Regions from separate parts of the Homo sapiens genome. Here regions 2, 3 and 4 are each linked to region 1. Evidence: chromatin loops called from intact Hi-C (ENCODE). Cell type or tissue: endothelial cell of umbilical vein. All regions are shown on one strand. Region 1 has its middle 80 kb from the start of SPATA31D4. Region 2 has its middle 100 kb from the start of RASEF. Region 3 overlaps LOC107987087 (a long non-coding RNA gene). Region 4 overlaps TLE1-DT (TLE1 divergent transcript).

Evidence for each region. A loop is a pair of places that touch in the nucleus more often than their neighbours do. Peaks named below come from ENCODE experiments on the same cell type or tissue, not always from the same donor. Only the 100,000 strongest peaks of a DNase experiment are listed, where the experiment ranks them.
Region 2: it touches region 1 in a loop (4-fold over the local background); 2 of 110 quality-filtered maps call a loop at or near these places.
Region 3: it touches region 1 in a loop (17-fold over the local background); 5 of 110 quality-filtered maps call a loop at or near these places.
Region 4: a loop joins it to region 1, with 6 times the contacts of the local background. A loop is called at or near these places in 2 of 110 quality-filtered maps.

The regions. Positions count from the first base shown.
Region 1 is chr9:81,844,267-81,852,266 of GRCh38, reverse strand. No RefSeq gene overlaps it. Among named protein-coding and RNA genes, the nearest start is that of SPATA31D4, 80 kb to the left of the region's middle. RefSeq lists an enhancer at 7,741-8,000. In endothelial cell of umbilical vein, CTCF peaks have their summits at 3,453 and 3,669; DNase peaks (open chromatin) are centred at 3,526 and 4,566; H3K27ac peaks cover 2,457 bases.
Region 2 is chr9:82,956,738-82,964,737 of GRCh38, reverse strand. No RefSeq gene overlaps it. Among named protein-coding and RNA genes, the nearest start is that of RASEF, 100 kb to the left of the region's middle. In endothelial cell of umbilical vein, a CTCF peak has its summit at 3,027 (motif pointing right); a DNase peak (open chromatin) is centred at 3,077; H3K27me3 peaks cover 374 bases.
Region 3 is chr9:82,602,530-82,610,529 of GRCh38, reverse strand. The region is part of intron 2 of LOC107987087 (a long non-coding RNA gene); the gene reads right to left. Among named protein-coding and RNA genes, the nearest start is that of RASEF, 460 kb to the left of the region's middle. In endothelial cell of umbilical vein, a CTCF peak has its summit at 3,575 (motif pointing right); a DNase peak (open chromatin) is centred at 3,579.
Region 4 is chr9:81,755,017-81,763,016 of GRCh38, reverse strand. The region is part of intron 3 of TLE1-DT (TLE1 divergent transcript); the gene reads right to left. Among named protein-coding and RNA genes, the nearest start is that of TLE1-DT, 69 kb to the right of the region's middle. RefSeq lists an enhancer at 2,010-2,511. In endothelial cell of umbilical vein, no CTCF peak of the experiment used is centred here; a DNase peak (open chromatin) is centred at 3,136; H3K27ac peaks cover 1,770 bases.

The sequences.
Region 1 (8,000 bases):
GCTCATGCCTGTAATCCCAGCACTTTGGGAGGCCGAGGCGGGTGGATCACCTAAGGTCAGGAGTTCAAGACCAGCTTGGCCAACACAGTGAAACCCATCTCTACTAAGAATACAAAAATTAGCTGGGCATGGTGGCATGCGCCTGTAATCACAGCTACTTAGGAGGCTGAGGCAGGAGAATTGCTTGAATCCTGGAAGCCGCAGTTGCTGTGAGCCAAGATCGGGCCATTGCACTCCAGCCTGGATGACAGAGCAAGACTCCATCTCAAAAAAAAAAAAAAAAGAAAAGAAAAAGAAAAAGAAAAGGAAAGAAAACATCAACGAATCTTTTATCCAACCAATATTTTGGGGGCATCTACTAAATGAGAAGCACTGTGGATATGCTTGGGATACAAAGAATAATAAAACACAGGTTCTGTTCACAGTCAAAATCTAGCAGTCTTCTTCCTATGCTCCTAAATCTGCCCAAGGATTGTGTTTAGTTTGTAATAAAAATCCTAAAACACATACAGAAGAAGAGAGCTAGCTTCTCTAAAGTGACCACTTACGTTGTCTAATTATTCAACAGAAGAGAACACTTTGGTCCTGGGTTATTTCGGTGAGCTCAGCGGTATTTTGCAGCCACGAATAGAGACACTAGAGAGCCTCCAGCACCTGTGTGCTCCCCTGCTCCTTCAGCATAGTGAGCGTTTTATCACTTACACACCATTCAGTGTCCAAAGAGAGTGCCACTTGAGGTTTTAAAAATATCATTTCCTTTACTACCTCCCAAAATAACAGGGTCACTTCAGGACCAGCAAGTGGTTGGCACTGTGACATGATTCCCAGGAGTACTAATAGTTCTGAAGAGGAGCAAGTATTTTCACAGCTGTAGGTCTTTGTGCTGAACTTTCTACTGTCAGTGAGAATCATGTCCAAGTGAAAATATAGAAGTGGAACCAGGCATCAAAAGGATAAGGCGACAGGAATTGTTGTTTACGGGAGTCAGAGAACAACTGAAAATGACTTCTGCAGCTGGAAAAAAAAAAAACAAAGACAAGGGTTGAAGGTCAACTTCCTTATTTTATTTTGGCTAATTAGCATGCCCAAGCAGTGTTGTTCAAATGTTTTGGGTGACACTGATTATTTCAGCTCTGTACAAGATTCCACACGTCAGCTTATGGGCCTAGGAGGTAAAGGCACTCAAGAGGAACAAAAGGAAAGACATTCAACCTCACTAGAATAAACGAAGTCACCATGGCACCCAGCCCTCTCTGCCCCATTCCCAACTTCTTCCATCTCCAAACAGTATGAATTGTATTTGCTAAATGCCATTCGCCTCTATCCTCACCACTGTACCTTGGCCACTGCCAGCACGGCCATGCCGTCAACATCTCTCCTGTAGATTACTGCAACAGCCTTCTTACCAGTCTCTCAGCAACCTGATTAGCTCTTCTGAACCATTCTTCACACTGCAGCCACAACAATCTTTCGGAAACTCACATACAACTACTAAAATCTGAATACCACTGCCACCCCTAACACACACACACAAACACACACAAAACCTAGCTTAAGGCCAGGTGCAGTGGCTCACGCCTGTAATCCCAGTGCTTTGGGAGGCCAGGGCCGGCTGATCACCTGAAGTCAGGAGTTCAAGACCAGCCTGGACAACATGGTGAAACCTCATCTCTACTAAAAATACAAAAATTAGCCGGGATCAGTGGCGCACGCCTGTAATCTCGCTACTTGGGAGGCTGAGGCAGGAGAATCGCTTGAACCCAGGAAGCGGAGGTTGCAGTGAGCCAACTGCACTGTAGCCTGGGCGACAGAGCAAAACTCTATCTCAAAAAATAAAAATAAAAATAGAACCTAGCTTAAAATTGTTTGCAGGCTCCCCATTGCTCTGAAGTTTATTTTTATTTTTTATTTATTTATTTATTTTGAGACAGAGTTTCACTCTGTTGCCCAGGCTGGAGTGCAATGGCACAATCTCGGCTCACTGCAACCTCTGCCTACCGGATTCAAGAGATTCACCTGCTTCAGCCTCCCGAGTAGCTGGGACTACAGGCATGTGCCACCACACCCAGCTAATTTTGTTTGTATTTAGTAGAGACAGGTTTTCACCATGTTGGTCAGGCTGGTCTCCAACTCCTGACCTCAGGTGATTCTTCTTCCTCGACCTCCACAAGTGCCGGAATTACAGGCATGAGTCACCGCACCCAGCTGCTCTGACAACTTTAACTAGTTGAATTGCCCAGAGAGCTCTGCGTTATCTGTGTGGCCGCCCTTTCCCTCTTCCTGTTGCATCTTACAGCCCAGATTCCCCTACCTGGAGCACTCTTCCCTCTTCGCTTTACCAACTCATCTTCTCCTCACCTCTAAGCTCTTAACTTATATCAGTTCCTCAGGAGCACTTGAGGAAGAACCTCTGCTTCCTGCTTAAGCCAAATTCCTATGTTGTAAACTCCTTTGCACCATCAGCCAGCTCATGAATTCTTCATGGAATGCTTCACAGGGCACTTACATGATCTCACATGATCATCTGACTTCTGCCTGGTCTCCCCACTAGACTGTGAGCTCCATGAAGGCAAGGATTCTATTTTTGCTTACCACCGCATCCCAGAGCCCAGCACAGTGCCTGGCACATATTAGATACTGAATAAATACATTTGGAAGGAAGGATGGACAGAAGGAATGACGAATGAATAAATAAGAGGGGCAAACTGATACTGCTAAAATAAGAATGAGGGCTAGAATTTTAAGTGAATGATAATAGTAGGTAACACATATTTAACTTCCAATGTTAGGTACTATTCTAATATATATATACCATACATACATATACCAATTTCTTTCTTATGACAACCCTATAAGGTAGTTATTTTTATTCTCCCCACTTCGTAGATGAGGAAACTGAGCCACATAGAGGTTCCTCAAAATCACACAGCTAGCAAATGCAATATATTATACTTTATAATGGAAGAGATATTATGACCATACATAACACAAGAATACAATCTGCCCTGGGACCCTTCTTGCCTAACCACTTTAAAGGGTTTCAGAGACTGCTGCTTTTAAGGGTTAAGGATTTATCTTATTTGGGATTGGACTGTGAAAGTGAAAAACTGTGTCAATCACCCCAATAGATGAAGATCGGAGAATCTCTGACCCCTGGACTTCAGCTGCCTCTGTGTCACCTTTTGAGGTAAGATATTTCCACTTCAAAGTAAGAGTGGTCTGATTAAAACAAACTCACATAAAGTAATAACCTGTTCTCACCTCAGTTTTGACTATATTGTTTTAAAATCAGCAGGACAGAAATTGAAGCAGCTAAATGCATAAAACAAAGAGAAAAAAAGAGCTCAGAGTATGGGAAGAAAAAGGAAACAGTATTTCCCTAGGAAAAAAGATTGAAATCGAGATGTATTTGTTTAGAAAAGAGAAGGTGAAAAGGAATGTGCTGCCCTCAGATATCTACAGGAAACCACTCACTGAACATGCCACCATAGACTGATTTATTTTTGGCTTAACCTGGACTAGAAAGCCTAATGTTTAGACAAGGCAAATTCATCTTGGAAAGGGAAGAAGAGAGGAAGAGCACTAAATGGAAACAACAAATAACTTAGTTGCAAAATGAAACTCTAGATGGAGCAGTTCCCTCTATTTGAATTTCCTTTGGTGACTGATACTGATTTCGCTGGATTAGCAACTATTGGAAAAAGGACTGGTTGGAATACATTAGCTCTGTGATAGGAAATAAAAATTGGATGATGTACCACTTACAAAATAGAACCTGAATCTCTGGGCAGGATCCATGTAAAGAGAGGAAGGCAGAAGAGAAAAAGGAGGAGGATGACAGAGAGGAAGAAGAGGAGAGGGAGCGAGAGGAGTTATAGTAAGAAGAATTTCGAAAAGGTGTCCAGAAACTTGGTGTGTCCTGTGGAATATGATAGAGGGCACAAGCTCTGGAGTCCAACTGCTAGAGTTTGAATCCAGCCTCAGTCAACTACTAGTTGTAACCTCCCTAAACTCAGGTTTCCTATCTTTGAAATTGGGATTATAATTGTACTTAGCTCATAGGATTTCTTTAAGGAGTAAAGAAACTAATCCTTGTTAACTTCATAGCACATAGTAAATGCTTAATAAATATTTGTGCCACTGCTGTTGTTGAAGATGATCTATCCCCCTGATAACATAAATCTGAAATACCAGCTGTACTGAATAATGTTGGAATTGACCAGAAATAACCAGGGGTAGTGTTATATTAGACTCTCTTCTGGAAGGGGTCATCACCAAACAGTGAGCTTTACACTTAGATACAGAAACCCAAGATAAGATACAATTTTCCAGAAATTGTCCATTCTAGGCTGGTTCTATGAAATCATTTTCTCTCTCTCTTTTAGCTTTCAGTCACCATCCTTTTTCCCTCTGCTTACTTTTCTACTTTGTACTCTGTTTTCTAGTCCTTTGAAATCTCCGCTCTTCTCCCCATGTGAGGATCCTGTCCAGACAGACTAACCAGACCTGTTTCCTCCATGCTTTAAACACTGGGGGCCTAACGGGGAAAACGTTTTCTTTGGGTGGGTGCCAAGTAACGTTGGGGAGTGGGAGAGAGTTTTTAATGACACAGTAAGAAAGAAAATATTTATGTTTCATTTTAATTGAACTTTTCAAGCTCACTATTTTTTAGTAGATGAAAAAGATCAACATATGAGAACGCTGGAAATTACACATAGCTCTGGTTTCATGCACAAAAGTGGAAAAAGCAAATGGGGCAAAGGGAAGTCTGTTGGAGGCATCTTATGGGAAGAGCTGCCCCAGCAAAAAAAAAAAAAAATTGAGCTTAGTGGCACTGCCTTTATCACTGCATTTCTATGATTGGGACAGATCCTGTTGGACAGGCCCATAAAATTGGCAAGATAATGAACAAGTTCATTAAATACCTTTCTATTTGTTGGGTCTACTGCAGTGCCTTCGGGAGCAAGTTTATAGAGTGTCACACCTGTTAAACCTGGCAAAGGGACCATTGTGAAAGGACGCGGTTTACCTTGTTGAGAGACTCCAGAAATCACTGCTTTTGTCACTGTTAAGCGTTTACCATGTGTTAGGTACTGTACTAACTGCTTTAGACATACGATCTCATTTAAATCTCCCAGCAGCTCTGTGAAGTAGGTATTGTTAAAATTACTAGGCAATTTACTTGGGTCACACAGCTGATGAATACAGGAGCTGGGGTCTTAGGTCAGTAAAACACCAAACTACGTGCATGTAAACTGCAATATCAGGTGCAGCCCAATCAGACCAGTTTTCTATCTCTAACAATACTTTGAAAGACTCATTATCTTAGGATTTATGAAGGCAACAAACAGAATAGCTGAGAATGAACTACTTGTGTGTGTGTATAATATATTTAATTAAATAATATATAGCATTATTTTTCTATTGAGTAAATCATAGTGGGATTATGCACTATTTCCAATTAAAAGAATCCTAACAGGTGTGGTGGCTCATGCCTGTAATTCCAGCACTTTGGGAGGCGAGGCAGGCAGATCATTTGAGGCCAGGAGTTCAAGACTAGCATGGCCAACATGGTAAAACCCCACTACTACTAAAAATACAAAAATTAGCTGGACATGGTGGTGCACGCCTGTTGTCTCAGCTATTCGGGAGGCTGAGGCAGGAGAATCACTTGAACCCAGGAGGCAGAGGTTGTAGTGTGAGCCGAGATTGTGCCACTGCACTACAACCTGAGTGACAAGAGTAAGACTGTCTCAAAAAAAAAAAAAAAAACCTTGTATTTCCTTGGTAGGTTTCTCTTCTCCCCGTGATACCCAGCTTTTCCTAATGCATTTCTGTGTGGACCTACAACCTTTAAATCTCAGCTGTGCCTCAGTTTTATCATCTATTATAAGAGGTACTAAACTCGGAGCATTTTCAGGATTAACACAATTAATGCATTTAGAACACCTGGAGGAGTATTATTGGTATTTTGAAAATGTTACCAATTGGCATCATGTCCCTTCCTTGAATGGGGATCATTTTACCATTGGAAGAATTGACTTTAGTCCTTGTTGATGGATTTTGCTTGAAAATATAGACATTGTCATGACAATGCCACAGAGACTTTGCTTCTCTCCAATGCTTTCTGTAAAATGCTCTTACCTGACTTGCTTAGTAACTGCTCAGAAAATGTTCTCCCTCCATCCACAACCCCATGTAGCTCCTTGGCATCCTCTGAGGAGGGTGATGGTGTATGCTAAAGTCCCCTTGCCACACCACAAGAAGAAAGATATTTTCGAGGCTGATAGTAAAAAGAATCACCTCCTGTTTCTGGTCCAAGCTACAAATAGATTTTATTTTTTTCTACTGGGTAGAAACATGAAGGGCATGAAACATCCTGTGTATGTGCACTAAAATCCCCTGGGAAGCAGAAACTCAGGAATGTTTCTGTTTAACGCTAAGCTTAAACAGGCCTTAGAGAAATAGATAAGATACCTGCCTCAAATTGAGGGTCTTCTCCATAGATCCTCAAAAAAGATTATCTATCTAGTTTGAAACATCTCACGGTGGCTCACGCCGGTAATCCCAGCACTTTGGGAGGCCGAGGTGGGTGGATCACCAGAGATAGGGAGGTCGAGACAAGCCTGACCAACATGGAGAAACCCCGTCTCTACTAAAAATACAAAATTAGCCAGGTGTGGTGGCGGCGAATGCCTGTAATCCCAGCTACTCAGGAGGCTGAGGCAGGAGAATTGCTTGAACTCCGGAGGTGGAGGTTGCAGTGAATATATTCTTTTCTCACCTAATTTTAACTCCACTGTTGCCCAAGAGATAGTCTGTTCTTATAGGTCAAAAATATTAAAGATTCTCAGTTTTATGTGTTTCAACTTAATACCTAGAAGTCAATTACAGTCTCTGTTTCTAGGTTTATGTAGTCATTGATACTGTGAATTTTGCTTGTTGCTTCTTTGTTTTTTGGTATACAGTGTGCTTTTTTATTTTTTAGTAGAGACGGGGTTTCACCATATTGGCCAGGCTGGTCTTTAACTCCTGACCTCGTGATCTACCCTCCTCGGCCTCCCAAAGTGCTGGGATTACAGGTGTAAACCACCGTGCCCGGCCTACAGTGTACTTTAAAGTAAATATTACAAAGTCAAAAGATCTACTGTAGGCTGGGCACGGTGGCTTACACCTGCAATCCCAGCACTTTGGGAGGCTGAGGTGGGTGGATCACCTGAGGTCAGGAGTTTGAGACCAGCCTGGCCAACAAGGCAAAACCCCATCTATACTAATAATAACAAAAAAAAAAGGTAGCCAAGCATGGTAGCAGGCACCTGTAGTCCCAGCTACTCGGGAGGCTGAAGCAAGAGAAACACTTGAACCCAGGAGGCAGAGACTGCAGTGAGCCAAGATGGTGCCACTGCACTCCAGCCTGGGCGAGAGAGTGAAACTCTGTCTCAAAAAAAAATTTGCGGTGCAAATAAACATGCACAGATATGAACTAATGACCCATTAATATGCCCTTTGGCTTTCAGTCTCTCACAACACATCGAGGGCAACTATTTTGGGGCCCTGTCTCATCTGGAATGTCTACTATAAGACACCAGGTAGGGAAATCAATTTGCTAAAGAAGTTCAAACCTGTTGTGTGACTAAACAGAAAACAGTAAATTAAATTAGCAGCCACATGAGGTTGAATGGTGTACCTGGGAATGACAATGACAGCAACCTAGCCATGAGACTGTCCTCTGGGCCAGAGGGCAGAGAGGTCAGAGTTCATAGTGGACCCTGACATATGTTCCCTCTCTGCTGACCTGGACCAGCTGTCCCTTCCTATGTACACAATGAGCAGAGGCCCCAGCTTCTGATGTCAGTGTGTTGGTGACAGTGCAGCTGAAGGTGTGAGAGGTGTCAGGGAATGTGACTGCTGATCTACATGCATTCCCTAAAAGGAAGTCTCAGATATGACTCAAAGCACTTATCAATCACTCATGTGGGCAGAAAATGACAAGCAAATTG
Region 2 (8,000 bases), 1.1 Mb before region 1:
TGGCTCTCTAACCTCTTGGATCTTCACCTTGGCTCTTTCTCTTGATTTCCAATACCTACCACCAACCTCCTTTATCCTGATGATTCATTGCAGAAGCACACTTCTGGCTTCTATCGGCTGGCACTCTCTCCTGGACACGAGGTTATGAATGCTCTCTGGCTCTGTGGAGTTAGGCTTGCTGGAGCTGCCCACTCCTGATCAGGCCAGCTAGGTCACTAGTTAGCATATACATCCTGGCTCCAGACACTGCCTATGTACAAGGAGAAAATGGTCTCCTTGTTTGTCCATTGCATAGAGGTACAAGCAGAGCTGCCTATGGCAACATTTTACCTTTGATTGGTCGGGGACATCTTGGTTTCTTCATTTACTTGTTTCCTCATTGGTTGATCTGTTGGTTCTTTTTTCAGTCATTCAGTCAATACTTCTGAATGAGAGGAACACAAGCTACAGTCCCAAGGGATTAGTATTAAGAGTATACCTCCAAATTTCATATTCCTCCATTTTCCTTTTCTCCAACCCAATGGATAATTTAGATTTTAATATATCCTGATAGCATGAGACAATAATTAAAGCTATTGCCAACTCAATATGTTGTATGAACAGTGGCAGCTGTGAGGATTGATAGGACCTCCCTTTCACCCTCACTAGCTAGAAGGATCTACAAGGTACAACAAAGAGGCATTCAGTTTAATGACATTTGCAGATGAGCCTTATTTCCCTTGGCTGATTTTTTTTTGAATCAGTAATTCTTATTATTGAGTATTTTCAGGGTTTCAATTCTCTCAGAGGGCACCTTGGGAGGAACAATGAATGCCTTTGGCCAATTGACCACTTTCTGTCTTCAACCACCTGGGACCCAGGATGAGGTTAGAAGTACTGCCAGGGACCCCATCAATATTGAAAAATGCCTCTGGCCTGATTAAGCTTTGGAAACGCCTCCATTGATTCTATTCAAATATTTATCGAACACCTACCTCAGACCTGGTACCCTAATTGACCTCAGAAAAGTCACCTTTGCCCAAGACTAGGAGGAGGAAGTATACAGGAATGCTGGGTGGAAAAAGGAAATTCCTTATGGGTTGACTGAAAAATAGGTTAGTTCAGGTCCAAGCAGAGAAGGATCCAGGAGAAACAAACATTGGGTCTAAGAACAATGATAAGGGTTTATGGCCCTTGTTACCAGCTAGATGATCTGACCTGAACTGGAATCCAAGAAGTAAAGAAAGTCTTTAGAGTGGCAGCAGATACAAGCAATGACCTTCACAAAATCACCTTTCTGAGACACCATCTTGAACGACTGCACAGAAAAAAGCATTACAGTCTCTTGACTTGTCCTATAGAAAATATTTTTCAAGGAGACAGTGTTAAATTTAGTATTTCAGAGTACAGACTTGAGGCTGGGCTTGGTGGTCACACTTGTAATATCAGCATTTTGAGACTCCAAGGTGGGAGGATTTCTTGAGGCCAGGAGTTGGAGACCAGCCTAGGCAATATAGTGAGACTTCATCTCAACAAAACATTAAAAAAAAAATAGCCAGGCATAGTGGCATCCATCTGTAATCCTAGCAATTTAGGAGGCTGAGGTGGGAGGATCACTTGAGCCAAACAGGAGTTTGAGGCTGCAATGAGCTATAATCATGCCAATGCACTCCAGCCTGGCTGACAAAGCAAGACCTTTCTCTATAACAAAACAAACAAACAAATAAGGACTCTGGAGACACACTACCTACCTGGGTCTGGATCCAGGCTTTACCTCCAAGTTTGCTTAGCCTCTCTGTGCCTCCCAATCCTCATCTGTAAGATGGAAATATGATAGGACTCATCATATGTGCTTGTTTCAGGACAAAATGAGTAAAGAACTGAGCTGGCACCAGAACCCTAGTGAGTCCTCAAAAATACAGTTAACTGTGGCAAGTTTTGCCCTTCTGAAAATGACCATGTCTTCCAAGGAGTGGGATTGTTAATTTGCCTAGTTTTGAATTTTGTGCTTTGAAATTTTTGCACTGCCAAATACTTTTTTTCCTATTCTGTGGATTTGCTTTGTTGTCCTTTCCACATCATTTTTTGCTCTCACAGAATTTATGCAAACAAAGGCAGCCACATGGTCTGTAGTCCCTGAAATGCGTTACTGATGTACATGTGCTCCTTAAGTTCAAGGAGGAGCCATTATTACTGGCTTAAAATGTCATGAAGAGGTTGCAGCTGAAAATCCCTGGGGTCAGGAATGATTTGTTTCAATTTTTTACCTGTTTCCTATTGCAAGTATCATTAATAATGTTGACTAAATCATTATCTTTGCAAAAGCCTGCCGAAATTATCTTTTCCCTGAACTTGTGTTTGTATGAATACTGTTGAAATAATTTCTTCATGAAATACAAATTTCTCATGTTTATTTAAAATGGTTTGCATTCGTGCACAAATTGACATCGCCTGAGGAGAAAGCCAAATAAAGACCTTATCAACAAGAAGGCTTTTGAATTTGCCCTCAAGATAGTGACAGTTACCAGGAATATATCTGTCCAATTCTGTCATTTGCAGAACTTAAGTATGCAACAAGTTGTCATTGGCTTTGTCCATTTTTCTGTCCCCACAATACTTCTTGTCCTCTGAATTGATCCTAGTAACTTTCCAATAAATTCCATTTTTGCAATCGAATTGCAGTTCTGACCATATGGACCTATTCAGACTTTTGTAACATTCCATTTCCAAATGATTTTCGGCCAATTCAGTTCAAGCTGCAAATCAAATCTAACCTCTGTAATGAAAAGAACTGCAGAGAAAACCGTTTTCCAATTGTCCCTCAGAACCATTCCTTAAAGGACCTCCCACTTTCAGGCCAATAATAATTTTCACAAACATACCCATGGTCATGCTTTTTGATTTCATAATCGGCTTTGTTTAAATGAAACTGGGGGAACAATGTAGGTTCTTTTGCCCAGCCCCATGCAGTGGAAGAAAGGGTCCCCTATTATCTCCACAGCTGCCGTTGCCCTGACAGCAGCAGGTTGGTTATCCTAGTACCTCTAGGTGGCAGTGCAGCCCAAGACAACGTACTGGATCCTTGTCTTCCTCCCCTCCCCCTCTCTCTGGGTTGGCAGCACAGGTTGGATTGGCATACAGGGAAAATAATCATTAAAAATAAATGCAATCAAAAGAAGTAGGTTATTATAGTGGCGCATTGGAACTGCTTTTGTTCTTTTGTTAGAAGTCTGTCAGCCTCCCATTAGAAATGTTTGGGAGGAGTTTACCACTCAGCTGCAAAAATTTGCTGGAGGTTAAAAATGACAATCTCTGGGACTCAACCTTGTTGCCGATTTATTCCTGAGAAATTTGGTTTTAGATGGTTGGGTGGCTTTGAAGTAGCATGCAAAGACACACAGATGGGTCTGTTTTGCTTAAGGCAATTCATAACTGTTTTTGTAATACTGAAATGCATTATGACCCAATGACATGCTGAGGTTTTATGGGCCACATAAACTTGGGGAATGGGGCCTTCATCCCCTCAAGCATTTATCCTTTGGATTACAAACAATCCGATTACAGTATATATACTGTATTAGTCTGTTCTCATGCTCCTAATAAAGATATACTTGAGACTGGATAATTTATAAAGGAAAGAGGTTTAATTGACTCACAGTTCCACATTGCTGCGGAGGCCTCACATTCACGGTGGAAGGCGAAGGAGGAGCAAAACCACATCTTACATGGTGACAGGCAAGACAGCATATGCTGGGGAACTGCCCTTTATAAAACTATCCGATCTCGTGAGACCCATTTGCCATCGCGAGAACACCACAGGCAAGAAAGGCCTCCATGATTCAATCACCTCCCACCGGCATCCCTCCCACAACATGTCCTTATGAGGATTTCAAGATTACATTCTAAAAATATTGTCTTGTAAGCAGGTAAAATATTATTATAAGTTGCTGCTTAGTAAAAATCTAGATAAGTTTAGCAACAACCCGGGTCCTCCACCTCATCTGAGGCCAGTCCCTTTCCCCGCCCCTTCTTCTAAGCCATCCTTCCCTCTACTGTACAATGAAGAGTCACTTTCCATGAACATTAACATCAGATGTTAAGTCAGGATTATCTGCATCATGCTATGGCAACAAGTGAGCCCCAAATCTGATGACTTAACACCACCAAAATGTATTTCTCATTTGTACAGCCTGTCTGACTTGGGCCATGGGTGACTCTGCTTCACACTGTCACTGAAGTGCACCACCTGGAATAAGGGTTCTTGGCCTTCTCTTCTGGACTTTGTTCTGGAATCCACACACATCACTTCTGCCCCCAGCTCATCAGTGACAACTACTGACAGTTCCCCACTTCACTGCAAGGGAGTGGGGAAATATTAGGCAGACATCTCAGCCTCCATCATAAATCACTTTCAGCTCCACATTTTAGGATTCTATGATCCTGATGGAGAGACAATCTTATTAACTTTTTAATGCTCCCAACTGTTAATACCAAATGGCTTGTTAATTTCTCAAAAACTAAATTTAATGGAATACCTTGAAGAACTCCCAGGCTCACATCAAGGGGCAGGCTCTTGTAATTTTTCCTGTGAAGTCTTATTCTCCTTTTCTAGACAAAATTAATTGCTTCCTCTCTGTGCTTTGGAGGTGCTATGTTCATGCTGTTGGCTTTGGGTTTGTCACAGCTCAATTTGTAGCTCCTCTATCTCCTCTGACAGAGTATACTCTCCTTGATGGGAGGTAATCAGTTTTACCTATTTTGTATTGCTGACCCCTAAAAAGATATGGATGAAGAAAAATGAAATGATGAAAAATGTTATCCTATGGAAAATAATAACAATAATGTTTTTGAGCTTTATGGGCTCCGATGCTAATGAAGTTTCAAACATATGTAATATGCATAGATGCCTTGTCTCTTTCAATTCTTAGAGTAATCTTTGAGGCAGGTGCATGAGGGAACTGTATTTTCAGAGGTCAAATAACATTCCCACATTTGTGAGGTAGCAAATGCTAGAGCTGAGACCCAAATTCAGGCCTCTTTGATTGTATTTCTGAACCACTATGCAAAATGCATAATGATTTATACCCTGATTTGCATGTCTTGATAACAAAAACATAATTAAAAACATTATAATTGAAAGAAAAAGAGTTCACCATGCAAAGTAATGTCAACTTGAAGTGAAACCACCTCTAAAGGACAAGAGACCTGGATTCTATTTCTGGTGCCAGTTCTACCACTTAATAGTTGTATGACTTTGAGCAAGACTGTTCATTAGCTTCACCCCAGTTTCCAGAGCTGTATGTTGAGATTTAAGTCTGGATCATTAACTTTCAACTTTACTGTATAAATTGGATACCTTGGTAAAATGCAGATTCTGATTCAATAGGTCCAGGGTTTCTGAGATGCTGCAGTTCTAACAAGCTTCCTGGTGATGATATTGTGGCTAGTCCATGAGGAACATTTTGAATAGCCAGGAGCTAGATGATTGCTAAGGCTCACTATCTGATTTTGTGAGGGTTTAGGAACTGTTGGATCGAAACTACTTCTTAATCTAAATAACTGGCACAAAAATATAAAGCAATTTATCAGTTATTCTCTCTTCTTCCAGCAACACATCTAGGGTTTCCTTGGAGATTCTCTCCAATCCTTAAAATCTATGTGCTTCAGGTGAAATTTGGAGGTATCAATGTTTAAAAATTTTCTGCCCACAACTATTGGTTCAGATTATGTCATGAGATAGATTTAAAGACAGTAAAATACAATCAAATGTGTTCCTTGGAATTTAGGAACAGACACAGAGACTTTTTCATGCCGGACTTGAACTCAAACATACTAGAGTAGCCTTAGCCATTAAACTTTAATGCCACAAGGATAGAAAGATACTCACGATGAGAAAATGGATCCAAGATGTGGAGGCAGAGGAGGCAAGTCCAGGGGAAATCTTTTGAGCTTTACTTGTAAAAGTAACTGGGGAGGCTCAACCATAAATAGTTGGAAACATGTATTAACTTGTGTGTATGTGTGTATACACACTTCTATTATGTGATTAGCCAGTTAGATGCTCATCACCTGGTAGGCCCAATTTCCTTCCAGATAAGGGCCTTGGGACCTGGGATCTGGGCTCAGCATTGGAGAATGGGCCTGAGGGGTGATTCCCAAGTCAGAATTTAAGGTCGAAGCCACCACTAAAAGCCAAACAGAAAATACAACAGAAGATTGGATGAAGCTGCAGAGTGGTAGAAAATGGGAGGGAAGCCACAGAACCACACTAGAGATTTAAGGCCACAGCCTGAGGGCTTGAGAGCTAAGAACGGAGCCTGCAGAGTCCCTGAGATGCTGGAGTCTGGCTGGGGTCTCATCCACAGGGCAAGTCTGCCTCTGTAGTGGGAAACGGAAGAATCAGGTGTGCCAAGCCAGGGGGACATACAAGGAGGTTGTATTGCTCTCTGGAGCCTTAGTAGGGCAAAGACAAGACTACAGGCTGCAATTTGTTTTGGTTAGTGAACTGCTGCTTGCAATGCCTGTGGGGTGTGTGTGTGTGGGGGGGGTGGTGGTGTTGTGATTATTTATTTTCCCGACAGAAGCAGTAATCTCAAATGGCCTCTTGAGACTGGGCAGCTATTATGCATGTCACAGATGAACTCCTCTTAGGACAGACGACTTCACTTTGACCTGAGGCAAAAGCTATTTAAATTTTATTAGGGAAGCAGGCCAACCACCCTATTAGACCTTTGGGTGATTAAAAGAAAATCATCCTATAAAGCTTTCCATTATATACGTCTGTTAAATGGTCATGGCTTCCTGATGAATATAAAATATCTGATAGGCAGATGGCATAACAGGAATGATTTATCTGAATCAAACTAAACACTTGAACTTAATTTTATGGAATATCACGGGATCCCTGGTTTTCCTATTTATGAGCAATCCCCTTCCTTTTCCCCTGCCCACAAACATGGTTGCCTCAGTGTATTCTGAACCCCATGTTCCTGCAATTGTTTCTGTCTTGCTTCAGTAACTCTGGAGCATTTATCCATGTAATAGCATGGTCTTCCGCTCCACTGCTTATATAGCCCTTACGCCTCAATGAATTTGCTTGATGGGATGCAGACAAAATGCTGCTTAGTATATTTTATGTATTTGAATGAATATTTATAGCAAACAATGGAGGCAGACATTTTTAAAAAGATATAATCTTTTTGAGGCAAATTGCTAATTAAGTTTTTATCATCTACAATAACTTATGTTTTGTACATTCTTCATTTGCCTTATAGGATGGGGTGTTGGGCCATATTTGAATAAGTTGTGTATACTGACATGTAGGCTTATTAAAAACTGAAACACATCCCAAAATATGATTTCAAGCTACTATTTTGAGTTAATTATTCTGCAATGGTCATTTACATGTGTAAAGATGTAGGTATAAGCATATTCTAAACAGATATAATTTTTTTTTTTCTTTGTGAGACGGAGTCTCGCTTCTGTCACCCAGGCTGGACTGCAGTGGCGCGATCTTGGCAAGCTCTGCCTCCTGGGTTCAAGCGATTCTCCTGCTTCAGCCTCCCAAGTAGCTGGGACTACAGGCACCTGTCACCAGGCCCAGCTAATTTTTGTATTTTTTTAGTAGAGATGGGGTTTCACTGTGTTAGCCAGGATGGTCTCGATCTCCTGACCTCGTGATCCATCTGCCTCGGGCTCCCAAAGTGCTGAGATTACAGGTGTGAGCCACTGTGCCCAGCCAATAATTTTTTCTAATGATTTTTTAATTAAAAAAAATTTGTGCGTACTTAGTAGGTGTATATATTTATGGGGTACATGAGATAATTTATGGCATACATTGCATGAGACATGCAATATGAAATGAGCACATCATGGGGAATGGGGCCTTCATCCCCTCAAGCATTTATCCTTTGGGTTACATACAATCCGATTACACTCTTTATTTCAAAATGTATAATTAAGTTATTATTGACTATAGTCACCCTGTTATGTGATCAAATAGTAGGTCTTATTCATTCTTT
Region 3 (8,000 bases), 760 kb before region 1:
TAGCAGGCATCCTGGGACATACAATTTGGGATTAGTGACTGACCCTGCTGTTCATTCTGACAGCACACACTCCAGATTGCATTCTCCTTTTAATAAGCAGAGCTGGTAGGAGAAAAGGCAAGAGTCATTAACTAAAAGTTAGCTGAGGATTGAAACACAGCACACTTTGCTTCTGAGAAGCTCTTCTGAAAGGAAACCTTTTGTCCCCAGGAACCATGTAACAGTATATCCAAGGATTTCATGATAATTTATCTTGACCTTTAGCAAAATGAAATCTTATACAATGGCTGGGTCACATATACTTTCTTGGTCACTTATCTGTTACTATATTGCTGCCATTGTTGAAGAGAATGAGCTCAGGAGAGTCACAACGGCTTATGCAATAAGCTTTTTTTACGGAGTACCATGACATACTCAAAATGTGAAGGATTAAACTTAACAGCCTAGAAGGCAGTTGCCAGGGATTCATATTTGAAACCTTTCTTGTGAGGCTACAGGTGCAACTGAGAAGTATTTCTGTGAAGGCACCTTCCTCTTCTCTTTATTCCTATTCCTGCTTTCTTGCCCCAGGGCCAAAGGTAGACATTTTCTCTCCCTCTTGGAGTCTTGGTTTCTGGGTTGCTTGATCTTATTGTGGTAAGGACACTGTGTACCAGCCCAAGGTTGGGTGACTGGAGTGTTTTTAAGCTTCTTGCTACTCAAGTAGTCTCATTCCATGCCTAGTAATATATGTTTCCCTACTTTTTTTTTTCAGGTTGATTTTTTTTTTTTTTTTTTTTTGCAGCATGATGAAAGTGAGCAAATTACTTTATATACAGTGTGAGCTAATGAGAATATTTCTAAAGAATTCAATTTAATCATGATCAATAGCTAGAGGGGTAGACAAATTCTGATCCCAGGATCAGGCAGCTGGGATGGAAAGGACAGAGCTTCCATCTATGGTTTTAAAGTTTGTGCCCTGAGCGGCTTCAAGGCATTCCTAGAGTTATGCGGTGTCTACTTGCACGGATGTACAAGGTATCCTTGTACATCTTATACTTCCCTTGTTTAGTCAGGGAAATACAGAAAGGTCAACCTTTGACTACCTTCTCTACATGTTTCATGGTCTTTCCATCATATGACTTCATCTAACATCTTTTCATCATCAAGACTGCTGTGTCAACATATTACAAAAGAGAAATGATTGGAAAATTGTTGTTTTGAAGAATATGCTTTGAGGTAGTGTGGTAGGCAGAATCCCCAAAGATATCCACACCTTAATCCTCAGCACCTGTGAATATGTTATCTTACATGGAAAAAGTGATTAAGCTAAGAATCTTGAGATGAGGAGATTTCCCTGGATTATCTAGCTGGGTCTAATTTAATCACGAGCCCTTAAAGGTAGTTTTCACAGATGTGGTCAGAGAGAGATATGACAACAGATGAAGAGTCAGAGAGATGTTACCATGCTGACTTTGAAGATGGAGGAAAAGACCATGAGCCAAGCAATGTGGGCAGCCTCTAGGAGTTGGAAAAGGCAAGGAAATGGATTTTCCCCTAGAACCTCCTGAAGAAATGCAGCATTGCTGATGGCTTGATATATAGGGCTATATTGTAGTAAATATGTGTTGTTTTAAGCCACTAAGTTTGTAACAATTTAGAACAGTAGCAATAGGAAACTAATACAGGTAGCAACCCTTCCCTCTTAATCTACTCCTCTCTTTCCTCTCTCAGCCCTCCAAGTGCTCCTGCAGATGATTAACTTAGTTTACACATCAGGACCAAAAAAGAGAATGGTTTCCAGCAGGGGTCAAGAAGGGGTAGGAACCAGATCATAAATCCTACTGTTATAGCAGGAAAATAGCTAGAAGTAATATGTAAATGAACGGGTGTGGCTGCATTCCAATAAAACTTTATTTACAGACACAGGAGGTTCACCATCGGGTCGTAGTTTGCCAACCCCCGATTTAGAGCCTTGCTAGTCAAAATGTAGTTCCCAAACCAACAGCATCCTTTGGAAGCTTGTTGGAGATGCAGAATTCCAGGACACATCTCAGACCTACTAGATCTGCATTTTAACAAGATCCTCTGGTGATCCATATGCACATTCAAGCTTGAGAAGCATTGCTCTAGAAGATTTAGCATTCTAGGGATGAAGCAAAATTATCAGAACAAATATTATTGACATCCTTGTTTCTAGCTGCAGAACACTGCTCAGGTAAGGAAGGCAGATGCCAGACCTTAAAGGAAAGAAATGATGTAAGCATTTGTTAAGCACCAGCTATGTGTGGGGCACTTTCAATGAGGTTATTCTGTTTAATCCTCACATTGACTTCATGTCATTTTCCCCAACTTTTATAGATGAGGAAATTGAAGCTTACCCAGGCTTTCTTGTGAGTGAGAGACCAGATACCCAAAGCTCAGTTGCTTGAATTCTAAAACTCAAGCTTCTTCTACCATACTATACAGAACTGTCTGTTTTCCAAAAATCATTTAATACCTGTGTCAAAAGCAATTCTTGGATTTAAAAGTTCCCAAGATGTGAGATTTAGCTGGATATGATATCACTGGAATCTTGGATGCATATGGTGCACTTTAGCCTCTATTTATAAAAGTCTTTCAAGATAGTCCACCTTTTGTTTTCTCTCTCTCTCTTTTTTTTTTTTCTTGGTTACTTTCATCGTTAGCTGAAAAACTCTTGGATGACATTCTGCTGGACAGAGTCGACTATTTAATTATCAGCAAATTGGGATCTCTTGTGGCCTACGATTTTGAGGTTAACAATAATAGTTGCTATTTTTGATTTCTAAACCATTCCCATGGCAGAACTTATGGACACAGTTACCAAATGGACATGAATTAATAAATCTCAGCCACTTCAGTCTCAGCTCTGCACCTCTCCAGTCAGCCTTTTCACATCCATCAAAGGACTGTCTGATGGAACAGATGGGCTTAGCATGAGGCCCTGAAGGACAGTTTTGGGAAAAAAGACAAGGAGAGGGATTTCCAAACTATGCACCTTCAATGGAAACACTAGAAACAGTATCTTCCCATCCAAATTTCAAATACTTAGAGACCACTGGTCCTTTTAAACTGCAGTCACAAAAAGCAGAAGATGGTATTAAATGTGGCCAGGATATATAAACTTAAGTTAGGCTCAAGCAGAAAAATGAAAGGCAGATTCGAGTTTCATGAGAAATATGGATACTGGATTCTCACATAAAATGAAAGACATTTTTAGCCTTCTCAGCTCTAGAGAAGAACTCCTTCCTTTCTGGGTAAAAATTCTAACTGCCATGGAGTGCAGTTTCCACTTCCAGCAAATGGGGTTCTGCTTATAAGACAAAGTTTAAGAGCTCACTCCTGAGCCAGGGGGCAGGGTTCTATCTACTCATTGTCATTAAGGTCCCACCTAACCTTCAGTGACTGGAAGGCTTTCAGAGCTGGGCCACCACAAGCTCCTTGCTCTTGATGATCTCTAGATTCGGGGTGCATCTCCCACCTTGCCCAAGCAAACTCAAGCTTCATTTGGCAGTTTGCTGCTTTTGTTAAAGAGCAAGCTCACTGAGGAGCAAGACGTTGGAACTCAAATTCTGGTCTCTAGATGGCAGTCTAGCCCTGCTAAATCTGACTACTCCCCTATCCTGGGTGAATTGCAGAAGCTACCGCTAAAAATAAAACCTAACCCAGGAAAATCTATAGAGGGGGCATAACAAGATTCAGATATTAATTTTTGGTTGATGGCAAGTTAATGATTGGGCTTAAGCACCAGGTTGGAAACACATGTCTATGAACATGCTAAAAATGCTGTTTGGCAGTCCTTCTAATTTGACTGCATACAATTCAAGAGCGATGAATATGAACAGCTCTACCATGGAATGAGCTCCTCGTCTGAAATGTTGCCTAATACCAGAAAGGCAAGAATGTGGCCATCACCAAATTACTAGGGCCTTTTTATGCATTGTCTATTTACATACAAAATATTTAGTCAATAAAATCTAGATGGGATAGTGAGTTTCATAAAGAACATTCACGATGTCCTGAAAATTTTCAGCAAAATGGAATGGCTGTTGGCATTGATAATGAAAGAAACCTTTTGACTGACTCATCTTTCAAATAGTTGTATTCACCTTGTGTGGATGAAGCACATGAGTTCAGTGTTGAGTTTGAGCTGGTGCTTAGCTAAACATTGTAAAATCTTGATCTGGAAGAGACCTTAAGGGTCATTTCTGTCCAACTTTTTACTGTACAGATAGAAAAGCCAAGCTCCAGACACCACGCAAGACCTGAAGACTTGGCAGCTGAGCAGACTTCCAACTGACTCCAAGAGGAGATTTGGACTTGGAATAGTGTGCACTTGGTCTTGTGTGCACAGTTTACTTCCAGTCATATGTAACTGTTATGTGTCAAAACAGCTCTCTATTAAGTGCAAATTGTAATGATACATCCAAAAGCTATTTCCATTTAGTTTGTTCATTTAAAATATGCTCTTGAAATTAAAAATAAAATACAGAACCTAGGCTATATTAGAATATCTTCTGAGTGTATCTTCTGAGTGTGAGAAGGCTTGGCTAGATGCATTAGTAAGAGCTCAGATAGGAACCTGTGTGGTGCTGCAGAAAAGACAGTGGAATGAGGGGACCAGAGACCATTGTGTAACTTTGCTGTGGGGCTGCTGGAGCACATCACTTTGCCTCAATATTCTCACCTGTAAAATGGTGATAATAAGGTTGTCCCTGCCTGCTTTGTAAAATAGCTGTAATGATCAAAGTACAAGAAGGGAGTAAAGGTACTTTGTGGAGAGCTGTACAAACAGACAGTGTAGTTTTTAACATCCCAAATAAGGAAATTTGGACCCCAAAATAAAGTATAGTAAAAAATATATAAACTGTTTTTTAATCTTTAAAAAAAATTGTCTAAGTGGAAAAAGACCACTTCTCCAATTGTATTTCATTTATATAAAATATCAAGAATAGGAAAATCCCTACAGACAGAAAGCAGATTGGTGGTTGTTACAGGTTGGGGAAGGCAGGGAGAGGAGTGAATGCTTACGTGTATGAGGTTTCCTTTTGGTGTGATGAAATTCTTTTGTAGCTAAATAAATGCAGTGGTTGTTCAACATTGTGTGTGTATTAAATGCCACTGAATTGTTCGCTTTAAAATGATTAATTTTATGTTATGTAAATAAAAATTCAAGAGGCTTGTGTGTATACATATACATATGACTTGGCTGGAGGGAGGAGTGGTCCCAGGAGTGTTTGTACAGATGATTTTATAAGTGTAATCTCAGACTCACAGGCTCCTTTATAAAAATGTGTTTCTGAAGTTTACTTTCAGTTGCTGTTAGTGTTTGCTTATCTCTATGAAACTAAGCCCAGTGGATTCTGTCCACACCAGGCCACTGGGTAATGTCCAAGGATAACATGTGCTGTGAACTCCACAGATGCTGAGACAAATGCCCTTTGGCTTCTTGGGTCCTCTGACCCTACTAACCAGTTGCTATGAGAGTTGTTTAAGACACGAGATTTAGGGGAGGAAAGCACCACTTCACTGGTCCTCTTCAGTCCAGTCTTGACAATTTACCACTGCTAGAAATTAGACTGCTGCTTGAAATAGTTTCAGATGCTGACATTTTTCCCCATAGTTGGCAAATCTTGGCTTTTGTGTGTTTAAATTTCCTCTGTGGACCTCTTCTCTGAGCTTCAAAGAGAATTGCTGTTTCATGGTATCAATTTTCTCACTGTAGGACATTGCCTTCTGATCTTTGCAAGGGTCCTGCTTCTATTCCAAACTGATGGGGGTATTTACAAAGGCTGTCAATTAATATCAAGAGTATTTTTGGACTTCATTTATCATACAAATATTGAGAAGTGAATATTAGTCACCAACATGTTTCTATATGTATATGAATAATGGGATATTACATACACAATTTGAGGTGCAAAAATTTCACAGAATGACTTACTTGATATTTTCCATGAATCATTTGTTAGACTGAAAAATAGATTTTATTTTGTTAGACAAAATAAAAACAAAACAAAAAATACCCCAAATCTAGCTTCTATTAGATATCATAGAATCGCAGAATATCAGTGCTGCAATGGACTTTTCTATGCATCCATCCAGCCAATTAGGTGATGTTGAATATATCTCAGTAAGGCCTATCAGATTGTTTGCTCTAAGCTTGATGAGGAGTATTTGAGCATTAGAAAGTTCTTCCCTAAATTGAGCCACATTTTATCACCCTATGACTTCTATTACCTAGTCTTGAATATATTACTTGGAGACATTCAGGATAAGTCAAATGTGTCTACCACATGATAGATTTTAAATTATAAAAAGCAATGTTTTCCTTTTTATTTAGGCTAAACATACATAGTTCTTTCAACTGACTCTATTTGCAAAGCTTGAAATTCCTTCATTGTCTTGTCATTAACCCCTGTACAGACTTATGTTTACTCATGTCTCCATGATAATCTGATAACCAGAATAGAATACTGTACATGAAGTATATATAAAGTATACAATGGAGAGGTTAGGATCATCTTTGTAGACTGTATAGTTTTTTGAAGGCAACCAAGTTAATATTTAATGTTTAATATAATTGTGTCTTTGTGTCAGTTATGGGAAAATTTTAATTATTGAATGTGACTGCCAAGGTTGAAGTTTGGGAAATCTAGAGACGTTTTAAAAATAACAACCCATAGCTTAAAAGAATATCAGGAGAGGGAATAAGAGAACTTACGATCATGGAGCCCCTACAGTGCACCTGCTAATGGGGTTGGCATTTTCTACATTTTTGGGGTAGGGGTTAAGATTTACTTGGACCTTAAACTTGAGCTCAGAGAACACCTCCTCTGTGAGGCAGTCCCTGATTATCTCTTCCTGCTTATAATACCTCATACAGGCCTCTTCTATTGAACTGTTCACCCTACATATAATTATTGTTTACATGCCCACTTTCTCCACTAAACTCCTTTACAAGCTCCTTTACAGCACCTGATGTATAACTGGACTCTCATGTGTATTGAATGAATTAATACATGTTAGTCTTTCATTAGTACATCCCAAGTGGCTATTAATTAAGAGGAGGAATCATGTTATCAACTGGAATTCCCTTAGCAAAGCCTTAGATGATCACAGCTTTAAAATGTGTAGTTTTACTCATATATTAGTTCACTGCTCTCATTAAAGACATGCAACATTTTATTTGATAATCCAAAGATAATTTGTTCATAAAAATCATATTTTAGCTTCATTTTTTAAAAAGCTAACAATTGTTTATATCTTTATTTCAAAATTAGATTTGGAATCTGTATATAAATATACATATAGGCTCTGATATGGTTTGGCTGTGTCCCCACCCGAATCTCATCTTGGGAAGCCCCTCGCATTTGGTTCTCATTCTGTCTTGCCTGCTGCCATGTAAGACATACCTTTCACCTTCCACCATGATTGGGAGGCCTTCCCAGCGACGTGGAACTGTGACTCCATTAAACCTCATTTTCTTTATAAATTACCCAGTCTCGGGTATGTCTTTATCAGTAGTGTGAAAATGGGCTAAACAGGCTCCGAATCTAATACATGTATATTTTTCCTTTTGGACACATATCTAATTACAGAAAGAAAAGATTTTTAAAGTTTAGCCATTTCATTATAGGATCTGTCAAATAGAAAACAACAATTGTCTGTAGATGTTCAATTTAACACACTTAATTTTGTAGAATGATTGGTTTTCATTGTGTATCCATCGCTATAGTATTTATTGGTGGAAAACGGGCGATTATAATCCCAAGTCTTCAAAAATGCGCAAAGCAAACAAACAAGCAAATGAACATTAATGCATGGTGTTAAGTGAAAATTTTCAGAACAAAAGCTTTCTTTGTCATAAGAAGCTGACATTATCTTTTGGGACACATATTGCTTCTACATAAGGTTGTTCTCAATTGTGTACAGACCTCCATAGTAAACTCTGGGTACCTGGTCATCATATAGTTGAATCACCATGGGGAAGAAAATAC
Region 4 (8,000 bases), 89 kb after region 1:
AATCTTTCAGATTTTGCTGTTTGAATGGCATGTGTGTGTGTGTGTGTGTGTGTGTGCGTGTGTGACAGGGTCTTGCTCTGTTGCCCAGGCTGGAGTGAGGTAGCCCAATCTTGGCTCATTGCAACCTCTGCCTCCTGGGTTCAAGCGATTCTCATGCCTCAGCCTCCCCAGTAGCTGGAACCACAGGCGCTTACCACCACACTCGGCTAATTTTTGTATTTTTAGTAGAGACAGCATTTCACTATGTTGGGCACGCTGGTCTTGAACTCCTGGGCTCAAGCAGTCCGCCTGCCTCGGCCTCCCAAAGTGCTGGGATTACAGGCCTTGAACCACAATGCCTGACCTTGAATGGCACATTTTTATAGACTGTTGTTGTTGTTGTTGTTTCGAGACAGAGTTTCACTCTTGTTACCCAGGCTGGAGTGCAATGGCACGACCTCGGCTCACTGCAACCTCCGCCTCCTGGGTTCAAGCAATTCTCCTGCCTCAGCCTCCCGAGTAACTGGGATTACAGGCGTGTGCCACCACACCCAACTAATTTTTGTATTTTTAGTAGAGACAGGGTTTCACTGTGTTGGCCAGGCTGGTCTTAAACTCCTGACCTCAGGTGATCCGCCCCCCTTGGCCTCCCAAAATACTGGGATTAGAGGCATGAGCCACCGCGCCTGGCCATTGTTGCTGTTGAGACGGAGTTTCACTCTGTCGCCCAGGCTGGAGTGCAGTGGCGCGATCTCGGCTCACTGCACACTCTGCCTCCTGGGTTCACGCCATTCTCCTGCCTCAGCCTCCCGAGTAGCTGGGACTACAGGTGCCCGCCACCACACCCAGCTAATGTTTTTGTATTTTTAGTAGAGACGGGGTTTCACCGAGTTAGCCAGGATGGTCTCCATCTCCTGACCTCGTGATCCGCCTGCCTCAGCCTCCCAGAGTGCTGGGATTACAGGTGTGAGCCACTGCGCCCGGCCTTTTATAGGCTTTTTACAAAATTAATTTAGCAATATGAATAAGGAATCTCAAAAATGCCCATTCAAGGGACTGGCCTAGGAATACCACTTCTTTGAATATATCTTAAAGAAATAACCCAAACATGGAAAAGTTTCAAGCACAAAGATGTTTATCACAGTGTTATTTACAATAGCAAATAATTGTCATATGCTGAAAAGGTAAAGTAATGGCAATACAATAATTTGAACTAATATTACTAAGATTATATGTTAATTTATAACAAAGCTGATGTCAGAATTAATACAAAACAAAAAGATAAATACATAGAAAGTACAGCATAGAAACTGGGATGAAGAAAAACTTACTATTCACTTCTGTACCTTTTGTATTTTGTAACAAGGACACAGTATAAGATTAGAAGAAAATATAAACAAAAAGTCCCCTGGGTCATTAGGCAATGGGTAAACTTCTGCCTTTACTGCATCAAATACATAAATACATTAAATAGTGTGTTTGAGGATAAGTCATGTGGGAAAAATGAAGCAGAGAAAGAGGGGGGAAGCACTGGAGGGGTGGGGTTCAAAATTTTTGTTTGTTTGTTTGTTTGAGACAGAGTTTCGCTCTTGTTGCCCAGGCTGGAATGCAATGGCACGATCTCGGCTTACCGCAAACTCCGCCTCCTGAGTTCAAGCGATTCTTTTGCCTCAGCCTCCCACATAGCTGGGGTTACAGACATGCGCCACCACGCCCAGCTAATTTTGTATTTTTAGTAGAGACAGGGTTTCTCCATGTTGGTCAGGCTGGTCTCAAACTCCCGACCTCAGGTGATCCGCCCACTTCAGCCTCCCAAAGTGCCGGGATTACAGGCGTGAGCCATCGTGCCCAGCCTAGGGTTTACAGTTTTATACAGAGTGGTCAGGAAGGCATCACTGCCAACATGAGATTTGAGAGAAGACTTGAGCCAAGGGAGGCAGGCAGCCACTGGGCATCTGGGGAAAAGCTTCCCAAGCAGTGGGAAAGGAAGTGCAAAGGTCCCGAGGCAGGAGTAGGCCTGGTGTGTTCCAGGAGCAAGGAGGGGTCAGTGGGGCTGCAGTGGTGGGAGCACAGTGGGAGCCGTGGAGACGCTGGAGCGGCACAGGGGCTAGTGCAGGGCCTGCTGGTAAGGGGGCCTTTGGCAGTCACTCTGAGAGGGAGGGGAGCCATTTAGCAGGTGGGAAGAAGAGGAGTCACAGGATCAGGCTCAGGCTTGAGCAGCCTCCCTCTGGTTGTAGGTTGAGAATGGACAGAGGGGTTGGCAGGAGCTGGGAGCTGTGGCTGTCATCTAGGCAGCTGAGAAATGGTGACTAGACCAGGCACTAAGAATAGAGGGAGTAAAAGCAACTGGACTCGATATATTTTGAAGGTAGGGCCTCTGGTGCTGTTAACAAGTCACCAACATAAATTGCATAAAACTCAAACATGGGCCGGTGCAGTGGCTCATGCCTGCACTCCCAGCACTTTGGGAGGCCAAGGCGGGTGGATCACCTGAGGTCAGGGATTCACGACCAGCCTGGCCAACGTGGTGAAACCCCATCCCTACTAAAACTACAAAAAATTAGGCATGATGGCAGGCGCCTGTAATCTCAGCTACTTGGAGGCTGGGGCAGGAGAATCGCTTGAACCTGGTAGGCGGAGGCTACAGTGAGCCAAGATCGCGCCATTGCACTCCAGCCTGGGCAACAAGAGCGAAACTCTGTCAAAAAAAAAAAAAAAAAGAAAAAAGAACAAAACAAAACAAAACAAAAACCCTCAAATATACTTTCCTCTTTCCTAAAACTTCTTTGGAAACTTAGCCTATGATGGAGTGCTGATGGAATAATGTGTGACCGTCTTTAAGGGAAAGACATTCTCATGGACCTCTGATGTCATCCCTAAGTGATTTTTATTAAAATGTTATTTTTAATATATGTAAACTTAAAACTAGATACAAAGAATGTTTTCATATAGACTTCATGCCACAATAAAACCAAAACAAACTTATAGGTGAACAAATGTAGGAAAGTCATACGATTCAAATGAATACTTTTAATTTAATGGAACAAATACAGAATGGTCACTCCCCTCAACGGCATGAAAGTGGTGCTCCCTGCCCAGGCTCTCCTGAGTTCAGCCTGCTGGCCTCATGCTTTGCAGTGACTCAATGCTTCCACTGCTTGTCTCTATTTACGTTATGCAGAACCTTCCTTTGTACATCCTGTGATGAGGTCATCGGACCTTCACTTGGTGAGAACACAACATTCACATGTCTGTGTGTTTTGTTTTTTTAAAAATTATTTACAATGATTTTTCAATGACAAAGAAACTGTCACTCCCTGTCACCAAGAAAATCTTAAACACAGATAAAAATGCAGGCCCTGAAAGTATGTGGAAGCTCTCCGTTAAGTTGATCATCCAAATGAACCAAAATATGTTGATCTTCACTGATTATTAGCATCAAAATGAAAATACAAAATTGAATTCTCACAGAGAACTCAAGGCCCCTTCAGAATACGACTGAAGACTTTCAAGGATCTTCAGACTTTAATTTGAGAAATATAAATGAAGTGAAAAAGGTCCTTGATTAAAAGTCAAAAAAATCTGGCTAAAAATCGCAGCCCTGACATTTGTAGCGAGTGGGCCTGGGATGTTTACCTCATAGATCTGTTAGAAAGATTAACTATGATCTGATAAAAATTATTTCTGAAATCATCTTATAACATGTTAGAAGATGCCTTGGCCAAGTATCCTGGAAAACAGTATGAGAGTAAGTGATACGTGCGTGACAGTGGGCGCTGCTGTCCCAGGGAAGCAGAGGAAAGAAAAGGGGAAAGGCCTATTGTTCAGTCATCATTATGGATAAGAATATTCCAACCTTCCCTTGCCCCCATTAGGGGGTTCAGATTTTGAATACAATTAGAAAAATACTAGTTCGCAATTTTGCATTTAAATTACATACAGAATTATTCTGTTTTTAAAATAAAGCCAACCCTCACCCCAAATTTTTATTATAAATAGAAAACATAAAATCTTTTATTCCTAGAAGCCATTTTGGGATTTTATTGTAGTATAGTCTCACGCCCTGATTACGGTCATGTGTACATGAAGTATATTTGCTGAAACTCGTTGCCTGATTTGAAATTCAAAACTTTAGAAATGCAAACATGCAAACATGATTGCAAATATGCAAAGTACAAGGTCTTATACGAATGGCCCTAATCAAGGCAAAGTCCTTTAAAATAAATACATAAAACAGAGTTTAGAATAGGCTAAGAAGCAGTAACACATGCAAAGTAGCTAATTGCTCTTGGTTCACCATGAATATTAATCTTATTTAACCTGTAAAAGATAACTACAGGGAAAATACCAAAAGGCCTGCTCCATGTCCCATCATTTTTTCCACCCAGCCATTTTGCAGTTTTCACTTCTCAATTTCAGGCTCTGTGCCTATTCTTAGACATTCAATAATACCCAGTATAAGCCACTGCATGTTAGGCATGAATTAATTAACAATAATATCCAGGTTGCTGGCAACATACTACCCGCAAGTAGGGTCAAGCAAGATGGGTGGTGGAGAGAAGGTGTGTTCTGTGGTCTTATGTCAGATACCACTGAGTTGAGTAAATGGACATTTGGTGCATTTCATGCTGCCTATGGGTCTTTGGACATTTTACCCACCATCACAGCCCTTGCAGAGATAGCCACCCATGCAGAAAGAGATAGGACCCTTTGAGAGCGTGCTGACTGACTCATCCAGGTAAGGAGGCCACAGTGAGCACAGCCCGTCCAGTGAGCTAGCAGAGGCAAGTCTCCAACATGACAGTCCTCCAGTAAAGGGTGGACATCTCAGCTCAGACCAAATCAAGCAAGAAAAAAACAACAGTGAGCATGCCAAAGAGAATCCAATCCAAGTAAGCCTAGAAAACCCCCTTAGCTGCGTCAATCCGCAGTGGTCACTGCTTCCTTAGGGAGGAGAAACTGAGGTGAATATAAGAACTCATTGAAGTCCCGTGCGCTATGGTACATATAAATATGAGTGTAACTGCTGTGTATTTAGTTTGCTTTAGAGTGTGGGTCCAGCCATTCTCAATATCTTCTGTCATCTTTGGAGTTTCGAGTTAAAAACAAACAAATGAAAGAATCTTATAGTTTTTGCCATATAGATGCATCTGATTAGGTTTTTGATTTCTGACTTTTACCAAGACTCTGATTATTACCAAGATGGCAAAAATCCCTAAGAAACATTTCTCAAGTCCATATGCAAGTATGTTATGTATGTTTAGTAAATGACTGCTGCTTGCTTTGATTAGAACCCATCCTTCCTTCCAAGAAAGCAGCTCCCTGTTTGGAATTGCTCCTTTCCGCCCTCTAAACATGTGGTTCAGGGGATGCGGGGAGTGTGGCCATGTTCTTACATGACCCCACCTCCACTAACTAGAGTTGCCTGGACCTGGCTGGGGCCCCTGCCTGAAGCCAGCACAGTCAGAGCCTTCCCCAAGACTTTTCTATCTAGAATTAAGAAACAAAATCAGGTTCTCGTTGGTGTTTTAACCCACAGTATGTAAGACTCAGATCTACAATGAGAGAGAAAGCCCTGGATACCAGGAGGGATAGAGCTGCAGACAGAGAGAGAAGGAATCCAGGGAGCACTTGGAGTCCTGGTTCCAGTTTTATTTCATTTTATTGTTAAATTTCTGGCTAGTTCCTTGTCTTTCTCATAGATTGACCTCTTAACCCCGCCTTCAGTTACTTAAAATATCCCAATATTTTCCCAATAAATTCCTCCTTTATTCTTAAACAAATTCAATTTGGGTTTCAGTTGCCAGCAACCCAGGGGATCCTGAATAATAAAACAATATGTAGTTATTGTCTCACTCCTCAAAGGATAAACATGAAAATGTACAACTGCTAAAGGACTAGGTGGTGATTCCAGCTACAACTTTATTTTAGCTAACATGGATAGGTGGCTTACCACAAGTTTAGCCTCAAGGGTTAGGCTGATATCAAAGCAAAAAAAAAAAAAAAACACTCGATTTCCACATTGTTGGATTTCCACACTAATGAAAGGGCAATCGCTGTAGGAGATAGTGGGAAACAGTAAGGATTTTCAAAGAGGGCTTCTTTCTTTCATTTTTTTTTATTATTATATTTTTAAAAATGCTCTGCTTCTGAACCCTTTGCTCCACAGGCAGTACAGCTGGGGAAGCCATGGGCGATCTCCCCCTCACTCTACCAGCAAGGCCCGAAATGACTTGCCTCCCGGTCATTGCCCCTAACTAAACAGGGCCCAAGGCTGGGAGAAATCAAAGAAGTTATTTTTACAAAGGAGGGTTTTTTTGCATGCTGTGCAGGTCCATTAGGAACTGTCTGGCTGGAAGCTGAACCGTCTGAAGCGACTGCAGCAGGAAGAAATGGCAATCAAGATCCCTCTGCCTAACTCTTCCCTCTGCTTTCCCTTCACTCCTGCCACCTTCACCAAACCCACATCCAAATGGCAGCAGAGACATCAGCACCTGTCTGGTTCAGAAGAGCCTTTGAATCTCCCCTAGGAGGGCACAGTTGGGAAGCAAAAAGTGTTTGCTTGTTTGTTTGGTTTTGCTTTCTTGAAGGAAACCTTAAGATAACACAGCACTGCCCTCAACATCTCCCACCATGTCGGTGATTGGGAGATGAAAAGGACAGACAGCACCACCCAAGGTGGAAAAGACAAATTAAGACTTGATCAACTGAGCAATCCCCTGCTGAGGCCCCCAACTTGGCCAGACCTCATACCAACACAGAGACAATCCCACAATGGACAGGCCAGCTCTGCTGCTGCCTGTGCAGTCAATTATTATTTTAAAGAAAATCTGAAATCTTCACCTCCCACACACATCTCCCAAACAATAGTCCTCCCCTCTGCTTCATCATGGAGGAAGTCTAAAAGGGTTGCAATTAGTGATTCCTCTCCCTTCCTCCTATATGTGGGCATTAGCTTCAGTCCGAAGACTGGCCTGATGTTAGCTAAATGAAATCTAGAGGGTTAGATTTTCAGCTGTTGTGAGTGTGCGTCCCTTCACAAAGACACATTAAGAACTACAGAAAGAAATGCCCTGAGATGAACGGAATTCATGCGTGGGTTTGCTCTCCTGTACCTTGGCAGAAAGGGCTATGCCTACGCAAAGAGAGTAGCTTCACTGAAAGTTGCACAAGTTAGGCTAATGTTTCAATGTGTCATTGAGTTAGTAGAGTGAGGATTATTTATCTTTTAATCAGTAAAAATACTTTTGCTGAGTATGAAAACCAATGAAAGTGTTTTATTGCCTGAATTGTATTCAGATCCGTTTATTACTTTTCATTGTTTTTAAGCCCTTAATCAAAGACTTCACAGCACATGGACCGAGTCCTGTGGATTTGTTTTGCAAATGGGTTTTCGCATGTGTTAACTGTGACTTCTGGTAAAGAAAACCAGAGCTAGACAGTGGATAAAGTGGTAAAAACAGATTTTATTCAGGAACTATTGCAATCAGGAAAAAGAGACCCCAGTGTAGAACTGAGCTCTATTGCAAATAAGACAAGAAGGGGTAGGGACTTATAGCCAAGGAGCAGGTTTGAAGAGTGGGGAGAGATTGGTGGATGGAAAATTATTAAGAGGAGACATCAAGGGTGAGGGTAGATTCTTGGTGCAAACAGGGCAGAGTGATCAGATATTGAAGGTAGGGGATGAGGAATTTGTTTAGATATGGAAGAATCTGATATCAAAGCTGTGAGATTCTCTTTCACTTAACTGGACTCTTGCTAAAACTGAGCAATGCAGGCCCAACAAAATGTACACTGAAGCCCAAGGTTGAGCCATGTTGAGAAGAGGGCTTAGAGCAGTCTCACTAGAGCTGGGTCAAGGAGAGAGTTTTTGTCATATTTACCATCCAGAATTTACAGGGCAGATGTATACTGTTCCCCTGAAAGCAGTCTTCTGAGGAGGCAACACTAACGCTGGCGTCACTTAAAGTATTCCTGGATCCTCCTTAAACACTGCCTACAGAAAAAGCGAACCAGATCTG